Linked DNA regions of Homo sapiens: all the other regions are linked to region 3. A link is a contact called in ENCODE Hi-C or POLR2A ChIA-PET data. All regions are on one chromosome and are shown on one strand. Each heading gives the region's core, a stretch centred on a gene start or an enhancer-like site at or near the end of the contact. The rest is flanking DNA. Distances are from core to core; before and after follow the strand shown. Region 1 overlaps ATP11A (ATPase phospholipid transporting 11A). Region 2 holds the start of ATP11A (ATPase phospholipid transporting 11A). Region 3 holds the start of ANKRD10 (ankyrin repeat domain 10).

The links. Hi-C counts contacts between places; a loop is a spot of excess contacts on that map. ChIA-PET counts read pairs that join two places held with the same protein, here RNA polymerase II (POLR2A). Pooled maps may share reads with other maps.
Region 1: a map with no recorded cell type shows a loop between it and region 3 (10-fold over the local background). The contact joins the enhancer-like site here to the promoter of ANKRD10 in region 3. A Hi-C loop is called at or near these places in 4 of 37 single-sample maps with no recorded cell type and 3 of 50 pooled maps. POLR2A ChIA-PET finds 5 or more read pairs at or near these places in 1 of 52 experiments (GM10248).
Region 2: a map of naive thymus-derived CD4-positive, alpha-beta T cell shows a loop between it and region 3 (8-fold over the local background). The contact joins the promoter of ATP11A here to the promoter of ANKRD10 in region 3. A Hi-C loop is called at or near these places in 1 of 168 maps with a recorded cell type or tissue (naive thymus-derived CD4-positive, alpha-beta T cell), 1 of 37 single-sample maps with no recorded cell type and 12 of 50 pooled maps.

Annotation. Positions count from the first base shown.
Region 1 is chr13:112,802,440-112,805,248 of GRCh38, reverse strand. It overlaps ATP11A (ATPase phospholipid transporting 11A), which reads right to left. Exons shown (of 30, transcript NM_015205.3): 3 at 203-292. Among named protein-coding and RNA genes, the nearest start is that of ATP11A-AS1, 49 kb to the right of the region's middle. RefSeq lists enhancers at 1,605-1,844, 2,671-2,809. Within about 2 kb of position 1,499, at least 2 of the 41 ENCODE cell types and tissues checked have a DNase peak (open chromatin) inside an H3K27ac peak, as active enhancers do.
Region 2 is chr13:112,688,788-112,691,766 of GRCh38, reverse strand. ATP11A (ATPase phospholipid transporting 11A) reads right to left here and starts at 1,729. Exons shown (of 30, transcript NM_015205.3): 1 at 1,312-1,729. The coding sequence starts at 1,350. It overlaps LOC102725228 (a long non-coding RNA gene), which reads left to right and starts at 1,952. Exons shown (of 2, transcript NR_187633.1): 1 at 1,952-2,104; 2 at 2,898-2,979. RefSeq lists enhancers at 1-76, 2,375-2,892 and silencers at 937-1,176, 1,197-2,126.
Region 3 is chr13:110,913,416-110,916,601 of GRCh38, reverse strand. It overlaps ANKRD10 (ankyrin repeat domain 10), which reads left to right and starts at 1,533. Exons shown (of 6, transcript NM_017664.4): 1 at 1,533-1,877. The coding sequence starts at 1,668. RefSeq lists silencers at 692-851, 982-1,641, 1,912-2,281 and enhancers at 219-893, 2,392-2,521, 2,245-2,921.

The DNA.
Region 1 (2,809 bases), core at 250-2,749, 1.9 Mb before region 3:
GTAGCGTCGTGTGTAGTTTAGCTTGTGTGGATCTCACAGAACCAAGACATTTTGCCCTTCCTTAAGAAAATAAATAAATTAATCATAGGTGAGGGGCACCATGTCCTTGCTCTTTCATTAGCCGTGTGGCAGTTACCTGAGAATAAAATGTCACTTATTTAGATTTATATGTGATGAGATGGAAAACAATGACCGGCCTTACCTGCACCAGAAATATGATAAGGAAATAAAAGTTGGCTACTCTTCTGAATTGTTCAAATAAATTCTTGGGTATAAAGTTCCAAAATGTGTACTGCATAAAAGAAAAACAAACATCCATCATTGAGATCAGATTTTACTCTTGTAGTGTTACTCTAGGGCATAGTAAGTAGCACTGGATTTTACAGTACAAAATGTTTAGCTTTAGATATAAAACTCATAATTCATAATTTAGAGTGTTTGTTGACAGCTAAGACAGCTTAAACAAAGTGTGTACTCTGAAACACGTATGTAAATTACCTAACTCCAGAGAATTCAAGATAAAACGCAAGGTAGCTCAACAATAGTTTGATTATTAAGATGTCTTTTATAAAACGTAAACCTGTGATCATTAACTCAACACATTAGCATTTTACTTCAGTAATTTCTGCATGATCTCTCCTCTGAGTGAGAGCATGACAGCGAGCTGAATGGAAGCCTTCACCCAGCTCCAGGCAGCTTCTGAGGCAGGCGTGTTTCTTGTCCACAGCTCAGGCACAGGGGCTTTGAGGCCTCAGGGGGAAGGACAGGAAAAGGAGGGGAAGGAGGGCAGAGAGGGGATGGGGGGGAGGGAGGTGAAGGAGGGAAGGAGGAAAAGGAGGGGAAGGAGGGCAGAGAGGGGATGGGGGGAGGGAGGTGAAGGAGGGAAGGAGGGGAACGAGGGCAGAGAGGGGATGGGGGGAGGGAGGTGAAGGAGGGAAGGAGGAAAAGGAGGGGAAGGAGGGCAGAGAGGGGATGGGGGGAGGGAGGTGAAGGAGGGAAGGAGGGCAGAGAGGGGATGGGGGGAGGGAGGTGAAGGAGGGAAGGAGGGGAAGGAGGGCAGAGAGGGGATGGCAGGGAGGGAGGTGAAGGAGGGAAGGAGGGCAGAGAGGGGATGGGGGGAGGGAGGTGAAGGAGGAAAAGGAGGGGAAGGAGGGCAGAGAGGGGATGGGGGGAGGGAGGTGAAGGAGGGAAGGAGGAAAAGGAGGGAAGGAGGGCAGAGAGGGGATGGCAGGGAGGGAGGTGAAGGAGGGAAGGAGGGGAATGAGGGGAATGAGGGAAGGAAGGGAAGAAAGGAGGAAAAGGAGGGGAAGGAGGGCAGAGAGGGGATGGGGGGAGGGAGGTGAAGGAGGGAAGGAGGGGAATGAGGGAAGGAAGGGAAGCAAGGAGGAAAAGGAGGGGAAGGAGAGGAAGGAGGAGGAGGGGAAGGAGAGGAAGGAGGGGAGGGAGGGGAAGTAAGGCAGGGAGGGGAGGGAGAGGAAGGAGGGAAGGAGGGGAATGAGAGAAGGAGGGGAAGGAGGTCAGGGAGGGAAGGAGGGGAATGAGAGAAGGAGGGGAGGGAGGGGAAGGAGGGAGAATGCCCAGCCACCACAGCATCTCCTCTCCACACTTCTCATTTTGCTTCTGTAGCAGTTTCATTCAACTTCTGTGTTGAAAACAACAACGTCCCAGATGTCACGAACCTTCACTGAGTTTGGAAATAGTTTCTGAAATTTCATCTGACATGTTTTTACGCCGTAATGAAGACAGTCTACCGAAACCTGAAGAAGGTCTCACAGCCTGTGCTGCGGCCTCTGCCATCTGTGTGTCTCTTCAACGGGGCTTATTTCAAAATCCCATTCGAAGGTGGGTTCTGGCTCCTGGAAGCCAGAAGTAGTTGTCAAATTCTCATACCAAGAATTTCTTTAATTCCAGGCTCATGAATATAAGTTATTTACAATTCAATGTAACAACTAAAGCCTGGTATGGTCCTAAACTAACCAACATGTTCTGAATTTGGTGTTTACAAATATTTCAGAGGAAATCCATGTGCGTCTTTTAAAACTTCTCTGCCTCAAGTTTCCAGTGGCTTAGAGAGTATATAAGGAATTTCCATTTTCTATTCTAATTCACATTTACAAAGTGATTTTACCTTTCACAATAAAGTTCCTTAATGAGGGTAAAAACAGAGTAGTGGCTCCCCCCAGTTCATGACAACTACGGCCATATTTTCAGTTCCCATCTCAGGTTGACTGTAATAAAAAAGGCAAGGGGAGCTCCAGAAGAGAGTCTCTGGAGTTTTAAAAAAGAAACTAACTTTCCATGTCCTCCCTAGGTCATCCCGCCCTACCCATCCAAACACCCTTATTTTCCATGTGTTGTTTGATACCAGGTTTTTATCAGATGTGTGTTTTGCAAATCTATTCTCCCAGTCAGTGGCTCATATTTTAATTCTCTTAACTGTATTTTGCAAAGCTCAAGTTTTTAATCTTCACGAAGTCCAACTTATCAATTTTCCTTTCATGAACAGTGTTTTTGGTGTTATCCAAAAACTTGTTGCCAAACCCAAGGTCACCTAGACTTTCTCCTACATTTCTACAAGTTTCATTATTATACATTTTACATTTAGGTCTATGACTCACTTTGAGCTAATTTTCTTGAACGGTGTGTGATCACTGTCTAGAGTCACTGTTGCTGGGTTTTTTTTTTTTTTTTTTTTTGCATGTCCAGTTTTTCTAGCACTATTTGTTGAAAAGAAATAGTGCTTTTCTGTCTGCCCTGAATTGCCTTTGCTCCTTTGTCAAAGATGGGTTGACTATCTGGGTGAATGGGT
Region 2 (2,979 bases), core at 480-2,979, 1.8 Mb before region 3:
GAAAAGAAACCTATCTATCTTTGGCCAAGGTCTCCTATTTAAAGAAGGCTCATAAATATGAAAGGCTGCCTGAGGTAATTCCTATGCCGGGAAAGAACAAAGTTCCCATAATACTGCCCTCTCTAGTATCAAACCCGGTGCATGCGACTTCTCGAACCTGTGATTGACCAGTGACCGCCAGCCTCTATGGAACAATGAAGCCTCTTGTGCAAGACAGTGGCAGGAAACGCTGTGCTTGGGACAGTTTTCTTCCTCTCCTACACACACACACACACACACACACCCTTTTTTTTTTTTTTTTTTGATACAGAGTCTCGCTCTGTCACCCAGGTTGGAGTGCAGTGGCTCGATCTCGGCTCATTGCAACCACCGCCTCCCGGGTTCAAGCGATTCTCCTGCCTCAGCCTCCTGAGTAGCTGGGATCCCAGGCGCCTACCACCACGCCCGGCTAATTTTCGTATTTTTTAGCAGAGACGGGGTTTCACCATGTCGGTCCGGCTGGTCTCAAACTCCTGACCTCGTGATCCGCCCGCCTCGGCCTCCAAAAGTGCTGGGATTACAGGCGTGAGCCACCGCGCCCGGCCACACACCCCTTTTTACACCTAACGCCAGGGATTCCGGTTTCCCCTCCTCTGGTGTAAAACAAAATCAACTTTTCCCCTTCCGAGTCTTCCCTCCTGAGCTCTTCACTTGCTTATCACTGAAGGGGCAAATTCCAGAGGAACCCAAGAAGACCCCGGACTTCTGATCTAATTGGTTACTTTAAGGTAAAAAATAAAAAGATTCCAAACTCCGCTTCTGAATCCCCCAGGGGTGTTAAAGAACAAACACAATTGCTACCTTTTTCTGCAGAAGTGTAACGCTTCCTCCCAATCCCTTAATCTTACAGACACGGCTGCGCGGAAGCCGCATCTGAAGGTTCCTCCCCAGACCCGGGCCCCGGCGGGGTCGAAGTTGGCTCCCTCCGGGCGCCCGGTCCGCCGGGACAGCTCGAACCCCAGCCAGCCTCTCCGAGGGACCCCCAGGGCGCTGCGGGCGGGAAGGGGGCGCCAGGCGGCCGCGGCCAGGGAGCAGGTGGCCGCCCGGGGCTGGGGCCCCGCGCTGTGCCCACCTAGACCCCGTCGGAAGCCCCAGGGTGTCAACTCCGAGGCCCCTCCCCAGCATCCCGCTCGTCCCCGGGGGCGGTCCGAGTCCCAGACATCGGAGACCTCCCGGGACCCCGGGGCTGGACCGGCCACAGGGTCCGGGCTGCGGGGCCGGCCCGCGTCTGTCTGGTCCCCGGGTCCCCCAGCCCGCGCCGGGAGCACTCACGTATCTGTGCACGAGCGTCCGCACGAGGCTGCAGTCCATGGCTCCTCCGGCCGCTCCCGCTCCGCCGTTCAGCGCCCCCGCGCCCGGCTCGGCGCGCCCATGGGCTCCGGGGTACTAGTGCGGCCGCGCCCCCCGCTCCGGTCACGGCCTCGGCGCGCCGGGCGGTGCAGGGGGCGGCCGCGGCCCCTCCGCGCTCATGCCCGGCCCGGCCGGCGAATGCTGGGTCCGCGGCCCCGCGCGTCGGCAGCTGCTCCACTGGCGGCAAGGCTGCTGCTCGGGGCCGCGCGCGCGCGCTCTGGCGCCTTCTCTCTCCCCGTCGGTCCGCCCGCTCGGTTGGGCTCGGCTGGAGCACCCCGGCCGCGGCGGAGCCTGCGCTCTGCTCCTCCCGAGTCTCCTCCTCCCCTGCCCGCCGCCCTCTGGAGCCTCCGGGCCCCGCTGGCTCCTGCCCCTGCTCCGGGCGCGCACGTCACCGGCGCAAGTGAGCATGCGCCCCGCGGCCGCAGCCCCCGCCGGCCCCGCGCCCACACCCGCGCTCGCACCCGCGCGCCGGCCCTGCCCCCTCGCGCCTCCGCCCGGGCCCCAGACCCTGGGGGCAGAGGGCAGAGGGCAGAGGTCAGAGGCCGCGGGGAGGAACCCCCCTGTTGCTTCCGCCTCCCGGGGCGCAGGCGCTGGGCGCGGCGGGGAAGGGACTCGGCACTGGGGAAACCCGGAGTTTCAGCCAGGGTCCCAGGGCTTCCTTCCCGGGTTCCTGCCGGAAAACTTTTCTCCTCCGCCCGGAAGCCTCGATGGGGCAGTGAGATCGCGGGGCGAGGTGGGAGTGTGGGAGGGGGCCGCGGGCAGAGAGCGGGAGTCCGGCTGGGTGGGAGATCTCCTGAGCCGAAGCTGGGTCTCGCCCCAGCGTGGCGCCACCGACCCGCAGGCTTTTCCTGCTCTGCAGATGGAGAGACACAGGGACGCTCCTCAGGTGGCTGCCCTGGGCTGCCAGCCTGTCAGTGGGAGGGGAGGGTGCAGACAAGAGGCCCCTGTTTCCGAAACCCCTCTGTCCCCAAAGCTGCGACAGCAGAAGACACTTAGGCGGCCTGAGGGGTTGGTGAACCACAGAGGAGCTCAGCTTCGCCTGGTCTCCAGCTCCCGGTGGCGGTGGCGTGTCCTTAATGCTGCTGGCTTTGAACTGGACTGAGAACTATTTACCACACAAACACCACCATTTCAATCCCGGAGAATGCCTGTTTTCCCTAGGGTGACCTGGCCGGGGTAACAAACACTTGTTCTCTAATTCCACGGTCAGCCTTGACTTAATTGAGGTACTTGATTTCCAACTTCCTGTCTTGCTGCCACAGATAATCACTGATGAAACCAAACAGGCAACACCTTTTGGTGGCCTGTGGAGAGCGCTGCCCCGTCTGGGTCTTAGGAAGGCAATTGAATATGAATGTTCTCCCGAGTGCTTGTGGAAAAGAGATGGTGTTGGCCACTTTTTAGACGAAGAGAAATGAGTACTAGTGAACACTAATCATAGTGACTAAACAGTAAACGGCTCCCATTTGTTGTCGGCTAAAGCACTGATTCTTCATTTTCCATCCCAGCCTGTCCTGCTCTGGCCTGCCCTGTGCTCAGGAAGCTGGCGGTCCCCCTCAGTGGATCTTCACCCACAGGGACAACCTGCTG
Region 3 (3,186 bases), core at 284-2,783:
CAATTGCTCACTGAATTGAAATATTTGCTACTTCCCCACTATAGAGTGTTTCTCAATGTGTTTCATTCAGCATTGTACTCAACAAATGTTTGCTGTATGAAGACATGTCTGTGTTGAGTGTTTACACCACTAGTTAACAACTTCCCTTTGTTAAATCTTAGGTTTCTATTTTTTCGTTTTATTAACCAATGCTGCAATATGCTTTCTCGTGCATCAGTACTTCCCTAGACATCTAATTGCCTTGTTCAATTTGTGACGTAGAATTTTGCAAAAAGGAAGTTTACACAGCGAAAAACTATATATACAAATGAAATAAAATACATGATTTAAAAAGACCGCATATTTAGAAGCAAAGGAAATATTCATAAACATTGTGGTTATTCCTCAATAGTGAAATTACTGATGCTTTCATAATCAGAATAAAATTACATATGTAATAAAGTCCGTGATACTGTCATTCAAAATAGGGGATTTGGTACTCCCTTACATTTATACAGTTCTCAACAAAAAGCCTTTTATTGTTTGCTCTGTCTGGTCTTCTCGCTTATCTCTTAAACTTGCAAACGTATAGTCCTAGCCCACCGCACTCGGTTCCGAAGAAGGCGTCCCTCGGACAAAACCGAGGAATCTGTCCTGCTCTGTAAGGAACTAGGGCTTGCTGATTCCCAGATTTTAACGAGAATCCCTGCTCCCCGTAGGCGCTCCATAAATTTTTACTGGACAACTTCACCGCGCGCTACTGGGCCTCCGGGAGACCCGTGACTCCCACCCGCTCTGGGCGCGGGCCCGCAGAGCCTCAACCCGCGCCCCCGGCAGCCGGGATTCCCCGCCCGGACCGGCTCCCAGGCTGGAAACATCATGGTCCGCACCCGGGGCGCAGCCGAGACCCACCGCGCCGGAGGCCCCGGGACCCGCTCAGACCGCTGCTTGGCCACTCTACGCCCCTGAGCCCCCCACACAGCCAGCCCCGTGACCTCCGAGCCCCGTGACCTCCGAGCCCCGTGACCTCCAAGCCCCGGAAGCCGCTGTAGGCAGCGGCCCAGCCAGGCCCCGCCCCCTCCACCGGAGCTCCACGCGTCAATTCCAGCCAGGCCCCGCCCCCGGCCGCCCCAGGCGTGGACCCAAGCCAGGCCCCGCCCTCTGCCTGGCTACTCCAGGCGCCCACCGCCCCAGGCGTCCTCTAGCCCAAGCCCAATGCCCGGCTGCTCCAGACGTCGACAGCCCCATGCCCCGCCTCCTAATCGGCTGCTGCTGGCGTCCTCTGGTCCAGGCTCCGCTCCCTACCCGGCTGCTCCAGGCATCCTCTAGGCTAGACCCCGCCACCTACCGGCCGCTCCAGGCGTCCGCAGCTCCAAGCCCCGCCCTCCGCCCGGCTGCTCCAGGCGGCCTCCGGCTCAAGCCCCGCCCCCTGCCCGGCGGCTCCAGAGGTCCGCGGCTCCAGGCCCCGACCCCTGCCCGGCTGCACAAGGCGTCCTCTGGGCCAGGCCCCGCCCCCAGCCCGGCCGCTCCAGGCCCCGCCCCGCCCCCTCTGTGCGCGCTCCGCTCGGCAGCCTGTGGGACGCGACCGCGGCGCTAGTCTCGTTCCTTTGTGCTGCGGCGGCGGCTTCTCGAGTCCTCCCCGACGCGTCCTCTAGGCCAGCGAGCCCCGCGCTCTCCGGTGACGGACCATGTCGGCGGCGGGAGCGGGCGCGGGCGTAGAGGCGGGCTTCTCCAGCGAGGAGCTGCTCTCGCTCCGTTTCCCGCTGCACCGCGCCTGCCGCGACGGGGACCTGGCCACGCTCTGCTCGCTGCTGCAGCAGACACCCCACGCCCACCTGGCCTCTGAGGACTCCTTCTATGGCTGGACGCCCGTGCACTGGGCCGCGCATTTCGGCAAGGTGGGTGCGAACGCTTTAAGGCGCCATTTTCCCCGGCTGTCCAGTGGGAGTCGGGGAAAGCGGGTCTGAGGTGCGGGGGACGTGGGGCGTGCCGGGATCGCGGGGCGGAAGCGGGATCGACGGCGCCTGTGCCCCGAGGGGCCTAGGGCGCCTGTGCGGCAGCGCTCGCGGCCCGGAGTCGCGGCGGGGCAGCCGGGGGGCGCGGGGCGGAAGCGAGGTCGGTGGCGCCTGCGTCCGGAGGGGCCTAGGGCGCATGTGCGGCGGCGCGCGTAGCAAGTTTCTAACAAGGCGGGCTCCAAGGGTCCCGGCGCCTGTTGGCCGGATCCTGTGCGAGCGCGCGCGCGCGCGGATGGTGCGGGGCCCTCCAGGCCGGGCCGGAGGCGCGAGCGATTTCGCAGAGCCGGGTATTAGGCCGCGAAGTCGCCCAGGCGGCTTCCGGGGAGCCGAGCTGGGGTCAGAGGCGCGCGGGGAATGCCCGGGCGCGGTCGACCTTCTGGTTCCGCACAGCCTCGCCAGTAGCCGAGGGCCGCGCTGCGGACGAGCTCAGCCGAGGAGCAAGCGCCCCGGCGGGACTGGAAGGCCCCGGCAGCTGTGTGGGATGGAGGCCGGCTCTCCAGCTTCTGGGTTTGCTTTAAGGCTTGTAGCTGGCCCCGCTTCAGCAAAATTAGTGACGGCTGTGTTTATCTTGGATCTAAATTACTGCAGAAGTGGTTAAATTAAGCAGAATTCTCTTCCCGTGGAGGCTTTACGTTCCCCTCTTTTTTCTTAAACTGAAAATTCTGGGGGAACACAGTGCTGCTTTAAGGTTTTAAAAGGTTGGATAGCTACCGTTTCCTCATCTGTGAAGTCGTTGGGGTACTTGCTCTCAGAAATCTTAAATAAGATTTCACCGTGCATTTCAGAAGTGACTGGTTTTAATTAATATTTCTTAATTCACTGAAATTCAGGGATGTGTATAGTGTTTTTCTCGTAAGTGATGAGATGGGGTTAAATGGTTTTGCAGAAATATGTGAGAGGTAATGTGAAATAAGTTACTTTAAGAAGGCCTGGCCCTGGTAATGTCGTTACCAGCTGATGAAGTTGCGGTTTACCTTGCTGCCCCTGGTGCTACATTCACAAAGCAGCTGTGTCTTTTGGAAAGCAGTTTCTGATTCTTTTAAAGTGGAAAAGTCACTTTTCTTTCAATAAAAGAAATGAAAAGGAGTTTTGACGATCGGGGTGGGACAAGCAAGTTAATCAGTCCTCAAGGGCTGTTAGGTTCCTGTGGCACTGTCTCTGAAGTTGTGCAACCGTAGTACCTGCTGGAGAA